2 separate regions of the Homo sapiens genome follow, and region 2 is linked to region 1. A link is a loop called in an ENCODE intact Hi-C map of the cell type or tissue named here. Cell type or tissue: gastrocnemius medialis. All regions are shown on one strand.

What was found. Hi-C counts contacts between places; a loop is a spot of excess contacts. Peaks named below come from ENCODE experiments on the same cell type or tissue, not always from the same donor. Only the 100,000 strongest peaks of a DNase experiment are listed, where the experiment ranks them.
Region 2: a loop joins it to region 1, with 3 times the contacts of the local background. A loop is called at or near these places in 2 of 110 quality-filtered maps.

What each region holds. Positions count from the first base shown.
Region 1 is chr1:154,192,085-154,197,084 of GRCh38, reverse strand. TPM3 (tropomyosin 3) reads left to right here and starts at 4,985. Exons shown (of 10, transcript NM_152263.4): 1 at 4,985-5,000. MIR190B (microRNA 190b) reads left to right here and starts at 3,342; the gene lies at 3,342-3,420. In gastrocnemius medialis, no CTCF peak of the experiment used is centred here; DNase peaks (open chromatin) are centred at 44, 3,074, 4,449 and 4,944; H3K4me3 peaks cover 876 bases; H3K27ac peaks cover 5,000 bases.
Region 2 is chr1:154,416,703-154,421,702 of GRCh38, reverse strand. All of the region lies in intron 1 of IL6R (interleukin 6 receptor), which reads right to left. Among named protein-coding and RNA genes, the nearest start is that of IL6R-AS1, 13 kb to the right of the region's middle. RefSeq lists an enhancer at 2,977-3,490. In gastrocnemius medialis, no CTCF peak of the experiment used is centred here; DNase peaks (open chromatin) are centred at 1,322, 2,022, 2,602, 3,292 and 1 weaker place; H3K4me3 peaks cover 1,969 bases; H3K27ac peaks cover 5,000 bases.

The DNA.
Region 1 (5,000 bases):
GTGTAAGTTTTATAGGAGACAAAACATGTGACCTGGATCTGACCCAGAAACCTGAGACTGAGTCGCTCATTCCTTCTGTCTGCCTGTGTCCTCCCCGGCCCTCTATTTTCTGAAGCTTCATCTCACCTTCGCTTTTTTTTTTTTTTTTTTTTGAGACGGAGTCTCGCTCTGTCACCCAGGCTGGAGTGCAGTGGTGCAATCTCGGCTCACTGCAACCTCCCCCTCCCGGGTTCAAGCGATTCTCCTGTCTCAGCCTCCTGGGTAGCTAGGACTATAGGTGCCCACCACCACGCTCGGCTAATTTTTGTATTTTTAGTAGAGATGGGGTTTCAGCATATTGGCCTGGCTGGTCTTGAATTTCTGACATTGTGATCCGCTCACCTCAGTCTCCCAGAGTGTTGGGACTACAGGGATGAGCCACCGCACCCAGCCTTTTTTTTTTTTTTTTTGAGACAGTCTCGCTCCATTGCCCAGGCTGGAGTGCACTGGTACAATCATGGCTCACTGCAGCTTCGACCTCCTGGGCTCAAGCAATACCCCCTCCTCAGCCTCCTGAGTAGCTGGGACCACAGGCACATGCCACCATATCTGGCTTTTTTTTTTTTTTTTTTTTTTTTTTTTGTAGAGATGGGGGTCTCACTGTGTTGCTCAGGCTGGTCTCGAACCCTTGGGCTTAAGCAGTCTCTGCCTTGGCCTCCCAAAGTGCTAGGATTATAGGCATGAGCCAAATAGCCAGCTGCTCCTTCACTTTTTTTTTTTTTTTTTTTAGACGGAATCTCTCTTGTCACTCAGGCTGGAGTGCAGTGGCGCGATCTTGACTCACTGCGACCTCTGCCTCCCGGGTTCAAGTGATTCTTCTGCCTCAGCCTCCCAAGTAGCTGGAACTACAGGCACCTGCCACCACACCTGGCTAATTTTTTTGTATTTTTAGTAGAGACAGGGTTTCACTATGTTGGCCAGGCTGGTCTCAAACTCCTGACCACATGATCTGCCTGCCTCGGCCTCCCAAAGTGCTGGGATTACAGGCGTGAGCCACCACACCCGGACTGCACCTTCACTTTTTAAATCTTCCCCCATATTTGTCTCCCAGGCCGCTTATTGCTTCTTTTACACAGGCAGTATATTTTGGCGTTAGGAGAACAGGCTTTAACACTGGACAGATCTGGGTTTCAGTGCTGGCTCTGTCACTGACTGTGTGGCCTTGTGCAAATTATTTTAATTTTCTGGGTTACAGTTCTTTATGCTGTATGTAAAAAGGGAGATAATGCCTAATTCATTGGGTTGCTGTGGGGATTAAATAAAGCACTTAGCAGCAAGTAGCACAAAATGTCCAATAAATGGTAACCCATAATGATGTTTTCTTGCTCCTATGATAGTTTTTTTCCTTCATTCCTTTCCATTACATGGGCTCCCCTTACCTCCAACCAGACTCCCTCACCAACTCCTTCTATTTTGCTATTCTTCTTTCCTCTGTTCATCTGAACCCACAGAATGCCCCATCCCCTCTGCCTTGATCCCTGACCTTGGCCTCTTCCCCCAGGGCTTGTCAGTGCCAGGCTGGCTCCAGTATTGGCAGGTTGGCCCCCTACAGAGCCCATCTCTTCTGATCCTCTCTATCTATTCTGTCTGCTCTCATAACATCACCCCATCATACCCATTCAGCCCCTCTTCCCTCTGTGGCGAATGCTATAACCAGCTCCTCTGGCTCAGAGGGGCTCAGTCCTGTTTGAAATGGCTACATAGTAGATATTTCCAGGAGAGCTAAACGGCTTGTATCAAAGGCCATCTGATGTTTCTGCCTAGGTATGCCATACAAACTCTCCTTCCAAGACAGCTGCTTCTCCCCTGCATCCATATTCCCAGTCTGCCTCTCTGTTCCTCTAGTGCCCCAAACATTAAAGTCCTTTCATTCCTGCTAGTCTCTTTCCCAGCCTCTCTTCCTCCAGCTTCTGATTCTTGAATGTGGGTAAGCTTCTCAGAGAAGGGAACTAGAACTTGAGGGGTTAAGGGTAAGAAGGGAGAGCAAGAAAGTACAAATTACATACACATCCCCTTTAGGAGCCAAAAAGGAACAAAGACATAAGACAACATCACAGATGCCTACCTTGGGGCCTGTATATGCCGATTTGTTAGTCTTCCCCTGAAAGGCAAGAGCCACACAACAGGAATTGACTGGGGCTTGGGACAAGCTATTGATCTAGATCAAGGACACTGTGGAGTTGGTATATGCTGGGGTTTGGGGTGGGTGTCTGGAATGGGAACAAGGACACATGGAACAGGCCTAGGGGCTGAAGCAGAGTGTCCTCCTCCCACCCCCACACTTCCACTCAAGCCCCCCAGCCCCCAATGCAGCTATAACTTGGGCTCTTTTCTGCCACAGTGGAGAGAAGCATCTGCCTGCCACATGACATTCAACAGACCTGATTCTCTCCAAAAGAGAAATTTCCCATGTGGGAATCCGGCTGGATCCCTGTGAGGGAAGACCCTTGGAGAACGCAGCCTGGAGTTCTGGTAAAAAGCCCTAGAAGAGGAGAGGACTCCTGTGGACTGCAGGCTGCTTCCTGGCAGAAGTTTCCTCTCTTACCCTCAGTCTAAAGCCTTAGTTTCAATTCTGCCAGGCAAGGTGGGGAACTATAAGTCTTCTCTTCTGGAGCCCACGATGGAGCCTGCCAGGGAGACAAGTTATTCTTCTGTTCTGGACATCCAAGGGTGACTTTAAGGAGGATGCCTGGAGGACATGGGGAGAAGGTGAGAAGGGTTAAGCTGGCAGAAAGGGGAAGCCAAGCATCTGCAGCACTTAAGAGCAGGACGGTGCCAGGATGGTGCCTCCTGAACGGACCTCAGTAGTCTTGTGGGGGTGATCTGGGAAGGTTAGGAGTTCTGTTGGAAAGGTAAAGCAGGGTGTACAAGTCCTCTGCCCCCACCCCGGAAAGCCTCAGGGCAGCTGGAATGGCATTGAAGAGAGCAGGTGGCAATTTTGATGAGGAGCTGCTGACACGGCTGATCCTCTGGGCGCTGGGGCCGTGACATCAGGGTGAGAAGCTCTGTGTGGGAGCTCTAGGGAACGATAGTTGCCCGGATGTGGAGCCCTGCCAGGTATTCTTCCTGGTTTAGGCCAACGTGATCCAGCAAAGGCCAGGAGCTTGTAGAGGAGGAGCTGAGGCAGGGATGACACGTAGGACAATAAGCAAGAGCTGGCTGTCTTGGGAGGTGAAGAGCAGGAGCCAGTACCCTTCCTCAAGGAGATGGCTCTCCACCTAGACATGATTGGTGCCTGGTGTCTGCTCTATTCTTTCTTTGCAACTGGAAGGAAGGCAGATGACCCCCAAAGCTCTCCTGCCTGCTTCTGTGTGATATGTTTGATATTGGGTTGTTTAATTAGGAACCAACTAAATGTCAAACATATTCTTACAGCAGCAGGTGATTCAGCACCACCCTCTTTCATACTTCAATCTCTGGGGCTCCTGTCTCTTTTACTGAACCTCTTCTCTCCAGGACCCCCCCAAAAGTCCAGTAGCTGCAACCTATGTGCATTTCAATCTTAACCTAAGAGGGCTGGTGTGGGAATGGGAGAGAGTTGGAATTTGAGGATAGAATCTTTCTATTTCTTGTCCCCTTATACTAGAAGGGACATTTCTTTGCCTTTTCTTGTCCTCGTATTTTTCTCCCCCTTATTCACTTGCCCACCCCCCCCCCATTTTCCACTCCTTCCTCTCCCTGTTCCCTAACCCCTTTCCCTGGCTAATCTCCAGAGAAAGGAGACTTGGTTTCTCCTCTCTCTGTCGAGAGTCAGCTGATGGTCTATCTGCCTATCTACCTCTAGTGACTGGAAGCTCTCAATAGTGGACTCCAGCTCTGCTCTACCCACTGGCCTGGTGGGTGTCTCCGTTCCCCCATTGCTGGGGCTTAGCATTAACTCTCAGTATCCTGACATAAATGACTAACTAGAGCCATTTATATTTGTCCAATATATCTGGTCACCTTGAACAGTGCCCACCTCTCCCTTGGCATATTTTCAGGTGTATGGTGCCAGTGGACTGGTATCCTTGCCACCTGTTAGTAACAAGGCTCCCAATGGAAGAATAAACATGGTCTGGAACTAAACTGGAAAGAATAGAGCTGATAATGATGATTACGATGATGTGGTGAGTGGCAGCGTTGGGGAGAATTAAGAAGGGAGAAGATAAAGGGAAGAAGAGGAGAGAGCCACACAGACCAAAGTCTGTGTGGGTACAACAGTTCTATTTTAAGATTACTGTGGGAAAACAAAGGGTATGATCCTGTCTGGATTGTTCTGACCCTCCCCTGTTTCTCTCCCCACCCCACTTGAAGCTCTGGGATAGCCTTCAAGGATAGGGTTGGAGATTCCAACCCTACCTCTTACTCTACTCTTGTGGCTCTTGGTGGGGAGGAAAAACGTCTCCCTGCCAATCGGAGACTCCCAGAATAGCACAGCAATTTGATCTGGGGATCTGGGAGAATTGTTAAGGATCATGAGTGACCTCCCCTCTTCCCTGTGCCCAAGCTCCTTGAATACCAGGAATCAAAAGCTAAAACTCAACTAACGGAGTTTGACCAGCATTCAACACAGTCTGGGGGAGAGTGAAACGGGAAGCTGAAAGGCAACCAGGACCCCCTGGATGCAAACTGCCAACCTAGAATTGCCAAAGTACACTTCTCTATTTCAATGTTCTTCCCTCCCCTCTTCCTCTTCTTTTAAAACATCCATAGAGCTGCCCAGAATGAGTGGAAAGTTTCAGGGTCAGGGAGAACCTCTTCCCTCCCCCACTTTCCATTGTCTAAAATCAGCCTCAGCTGTTGCTAGATATTTTTTTTGCTGGTGATGTCAGTTCATCAAAGCGTCTCACCCTGTGTTCCCCCAGGAGAACAATGATGGGGTGGAGGGAGCTGGAAAGACCATATTAGGAACAAAAGGTGGAGCTATGAGCACAGATAAAGACTCAAGTCTGGGGACCTCCTGGTCACTCAGGCAGCAGCCC
Region 2 (5,000 bases), 220 kb before region 1:
GTCTGAAGTGAGCTGTGATTGTGCCACTGCACTCCAGCCTGGGACCCAGAGCAAGACTGTGTCTCAAAAAAACAAAAAACAGTGAGAGTTCTGGGGAGGGCTGGTGTCTGGAGTATCTGAAATGCAGTAAGGAGGGAAGGAAGACCTACAGGGGAACATGGAGGGTGTGAGCACCCTCAAAGAGATCAGGCCTGACTCCACAGGCAGGGGGACTTTTGGTTCCTCTGTGGCCCCTTCTGAAATGCTATGCCTTTGCAACCCAAGAGCCTGGGTTAGGTTGGAGGCCATCCTGTGCTGCCAGCTGGCCTGGGCAGTGGGGACCCATGTCCCTGCTCAGAAACCCAGGCGGTGGGATGGGGTTGGCAGGCATGAGCCAAGCCTGTCAAAAGTATGTGCAGGCTCAATGGCTTCCCCACCTCTCCCCACTGCCCCACCAACCTCCAGGACAGGAGCATTCCATTGCTTCTTGTTTCTGTTCTCTTCCAATCTCCCTGAGAAAAAACCGACTGTCCCCTGCCCCTCCTTGGCTCCTGTGCATCATGAAGCAGCGCAGAGGCAGGAGGGAGGAAGAGCACCCAAGGACTGCGCCAAGGCCAGGGTCACATACAGGGAGGGAGCAGCTTCAGCCCAGGCTAAGAAAGAATGGGATTCTGCAGAGAGGACAAGGAAGCACCTCACCTGGGACTAAGATCACAAAAGGAGGCAGTATTGCCTCCCGAAAACAAACCCCCAAGCTCCTCCTCAACAGTCAGTGTTGGTGTCTGGTCTGGTCTGGTCAGTTTAATCACTGACTATTAATTGTGTGGGGTTGGGCTGACACAAACGTACAGTCTGCCTTGATTTGTTCTTTAATATAAAGTACATCTCAGTAGGGTGCAGTGGCTCACGCCTGTAATCTCAGCACTTTGGGAGGCTGAGACGGGTGGATCACTTGAGGTCAGGAGTTCGAGACCAGCCTGGCCAACATGGTGAAACCCTGTCTCTATTAAAAATACAAAAATTAGCCAGGCTTGGTGGTGTGTGCCTGTAATCCCAGCTACTCAGGAGGCTGAGGCATGAGAATCGCTTGAATCCGGGAGGCAGAGGCTGCAGTGAGTCGAAGGCTGCAGTGAGCTGAGATTGCACCACTGCACTCCAGCCTGGGCGAGACTCCTTCTTGAAAATAAATAAATAAATAAATAAATAAATAAAATAAAATAAAGTACATCTCCACAAGCAGGAGGCCCCTTGGTGTAGAGGAAACAGCTCTGTGCTGTCAGGTGACCTGAGTTCTATTCCTGGTCTTGTGATGACTCACAGGCAGCCATGGGCACGTCACCGCCCCTGGCAGAGCCCACTGGCCTTCTCTGTGAAATGAGGATTCAGACTGTGACCTGTAGATCCCCCACAGGCCCCCACTCCTGCGGTCTAGCATCCCATGGCGCCCAATCATTAGCTCTCAGAGGGCAGGAAGCAAACAATACTCAGCTTGAAAACACATAATGAATCTATGGATTTATTATTTAATAGTTGATGGCTTTGGGAGAAGGATGATGACCAGATCATCCCAGTGCCCTCAGAAAAATGCTTCTTTCTCCCTGGAGAGCTCTAGGGGAGGGAAAATTCCCACAACCTCCCTTGCCTCCCATTCCTCAAGGGAAAGAGAGTTTAGGTCCTAGTAACTCCCAACAAGCAAGCCCATATCTCCCTGCCCCGGTGGCCTAGGATTCCCCCTCCCAGGGACACTGGGACCCCCACCATGGCCCAGACACCCTTTGGTCTGGGGACCCTGCAGCACAGCTCTGGGAAAGTGGGGTTCCTCCCCAGTTGGGACCTAAGTTTGGGTGCCAGGAATCCAAACAGCTTTGTTGTTTTTCTACTTTTTCCCCCTCTTCAAGTAAACTTGCAAATGTCAATAACCAGAGAAAAACACGCACACGGAGACACATATTTCTCAACTCTCTTGCAGCTTGCCGCAGCTCTTGCCAGCAAAAACAAGTTCAGCTTCCTGGCCCCGTTTATGTAAGCGGTGAACCAGCTGCCTGGCCTGCCACCGAGGACACAGGCTTGGCTCGTGCCTGCTAATCCCATCTCACCACCCCAGTTTCTGAGCAGAGACGCAGGTCCCCGCTGCCCAGGCCAGCTGGCAGCACAGGAGGCCCCCAGCCTAACCCAGCTTCTTGGGTTGCAAAGGCATAGGATTTCAGAAGGGGCTACAGAGGAAACAAAGGTCCCCTGTCAGCAATAATGGTCTTGATCTAAAAGTAGGTGGGTGCTGAGAAGCCTCCAGGAGAAGCCTGTGGACACCTTGTGTCCACATGGAAACAAGTATAGAATTTGGTCCCACGAGGGCTAGGACAAGTCCCAGTGCTCTTGGTCACCTGTTCTTGCATTCTCCATCTTTGGACTGAGACTGGCTCCTGGCTTTGATGTGATAATAACCATAACAATCATTAGCAACTGGGACACTTACCCTGCGCCCTGGGCTTTCCCTAAGAGCACACTACTCACAAAAAGTCTGCCAGGGAGGAAGTCTTGTCCCCATTTCATTGTTGAGGCAACAAGAGATCAGAGAAGTTAGGGAACTTGCCCAAATTCACACAGCTCATGCATGAGGGAATCCACGCTGGACCCAGATGAGCCTGGCCAAAGCCTCTCTCTACTTGGCCCAGGTACCTCTCCATGCTCCACCCCCAGCTCCCTTCTCTGGGCTCCCCACCACCCTCTCTCTCCCCCTCTCCCAATTTCCTCTCCTCTTCCCTGCTCTTCTCACATCTTTCCACCCTTCAGAGGCCCAGGGAAGGGAATGCTGAGGCTTGAGGGGTGTGCACAAGGGGGGGTCAGCGCCATCACTGCAGCTGCCAACCTAATGGGGCACTGGGGACTCTCAGGAGCCAGGAGTCGTGCCCTTGGCCTTTCTCTCCCTTCCCCCACAGCCGCAGCGTGTATAGGATGAGTTAGAGCCTAAAACTGCCTCCCCTTGGACTCCAAATCTCGCGTCCTCCCCAAGTCACCCCACCATCTGGGCCCATTCATTTCTCCTTAACATTTCAGAGGGCACCCTCGGCCACTGTCCAGGAAGAGGCAAGGCCGCAGGCTACGGCAAGTCAAGGCTCCCAGGCTCTAATGGGAGGCCCAGCAACCTTCTCTGACTCAGCTCCCAGCCCCACCTGTCCGCAACCCCCTCTTCTCAGATGACTAGCTTTGGCTGGCAGGCCCCTGCTCCCTCCTCCCCCACATATGTATTTGTACTTCTTGTACCTGCTTGTATTTGTCTGAGTCAGTATTTACCTTGGCCTTGCCTTCCTCCCATCCACACGATGGACTGTACACTGCTGGAGAGAGGGTCTGGGAGGGAGGCTCCTTTGGACCCATAAACAGGTAATGCTCAATGCTGACTCAGAGACCCACGTGCGCGTGTGACCAACTCAGGAGATAAAACATCTAATCCTCCTCTGGCAGCATCAGAGATAACCACCTGGCTCCAGTCCAAGAAGGTACAACCTGGGTCAACTCTCAGAGATTATAAACTAATTAGAGGAAAAGATATCTAAGGCCATGTGCGGCAGCTCACGCCTGTAATCTCAGCACTTTGGGAGGCTGAGGCTGGCGGATCACCTGAGATCAGGAGTTCAAGACCAGCCTAGCCAAAATGGTGAAACCCCATCCATACCAAAAAATACAAAAATTAGGCCGGGTGAAGTGGCTCACGCCTGTAATCCCAGCACTTTGGGAGACAGAGAAGGTCGGATCACAAGGTCAGGAGTTTGAGATCAGCTTGGCCAACATGGTGAAATCCTGTCTCTACTAAAAATACAAAAATTAGCCGGGTATGGTGGCGGGTGCCTGTAATCCCAGCTACTTGGGAGGCTGAGGCAGGAGAATCGCTTGAAACCGGAAGGTTGCAGTGAGCTGAGATCATGCCACTGCACTCCAGCCTGGGCAACAAGAGTGAAACTCCATCTCAAAAAAAAAAAAAAAAAAAAATTAGCTGGGCATAGTGGTGCATGCCTGTAATCCCAGCTACTCGGGAGGCTGAGGTAGGAGAATCACTTGAACCCCGGAGATGGAGTTTGCAGTGAGCCGAGATCGCACCACTGCACTCCACCCTGGGCAACCCTGTCTCAAAAAAAGAAAGGATATCTAAGGAGGGCAAACAATCCACTCCCTGGCCCAAACCTAACCCCAGGAGCAGATAGAGAAATAAAGAGATTAAAAGCAGGACGCAGCAGGGCCTTAGAAGAAAGCCATTGGTACCTGCAGATGGATACACCCAGTATTTTGGTCCTGAAAGGGACAGTGAGGAGAAGCTACAGCCAGTGTGTAGGGTGCTGAGATAAGGAGCGCTGTTTTAAGGCTATACAGGACTCTTAAGGACGACTCAGGCCAACCTGCTCATTTTGGTGGATGAGGAGAACCAGGGCCCAGAAGTCACACAGCAGTGCATGGTGTCAGGACCGGAGCTGGGCTCTGGGACTCTCGGTCCAGGCTTAACACGCAGCCCTCTGCCTTCCCAGAAGCATGGCCTAGGGGTCTTGTCTTCTATCTCTGAGCACAGTCTCAGAGTATAACAAAGAGGCTGGCCCTCAGTCAGATTTTTTTTATGTGCTTCTGGAAGGTGGCAGGAGGGCAGGGAGAGGGAGGGACCTGATGTACGCACCCCCATTCCATATCTACAGACCCCCCAGCTTCCCCTCCCTGACCCCCTTAGCTATGAGGCAGCAAAGCTGAAGATTTAAGAAGTCACGTGGAGGTGTGGATGGAGCAGCTGGGAGGGATAAGGGGAGGTTTGAGGGGTGTGCATAGGGGGATTTCAGGGCTCCCCTGAGGATGCTTCTGTTCAGTTCTTATTCTGAATGGTGGTTCCATGCATGTGTTCAGTTTGTAAAAACCCACCCAGTGTGAGGCCTATGCTGACCACACTCTTTCGTAGGTGTGTCACTCTGCCATAACACTTTTTCATACAGGCCCCAAAGTCCCCACTCTTGCATTCCAATCACTGCTGAGCCATCCCCACCCCC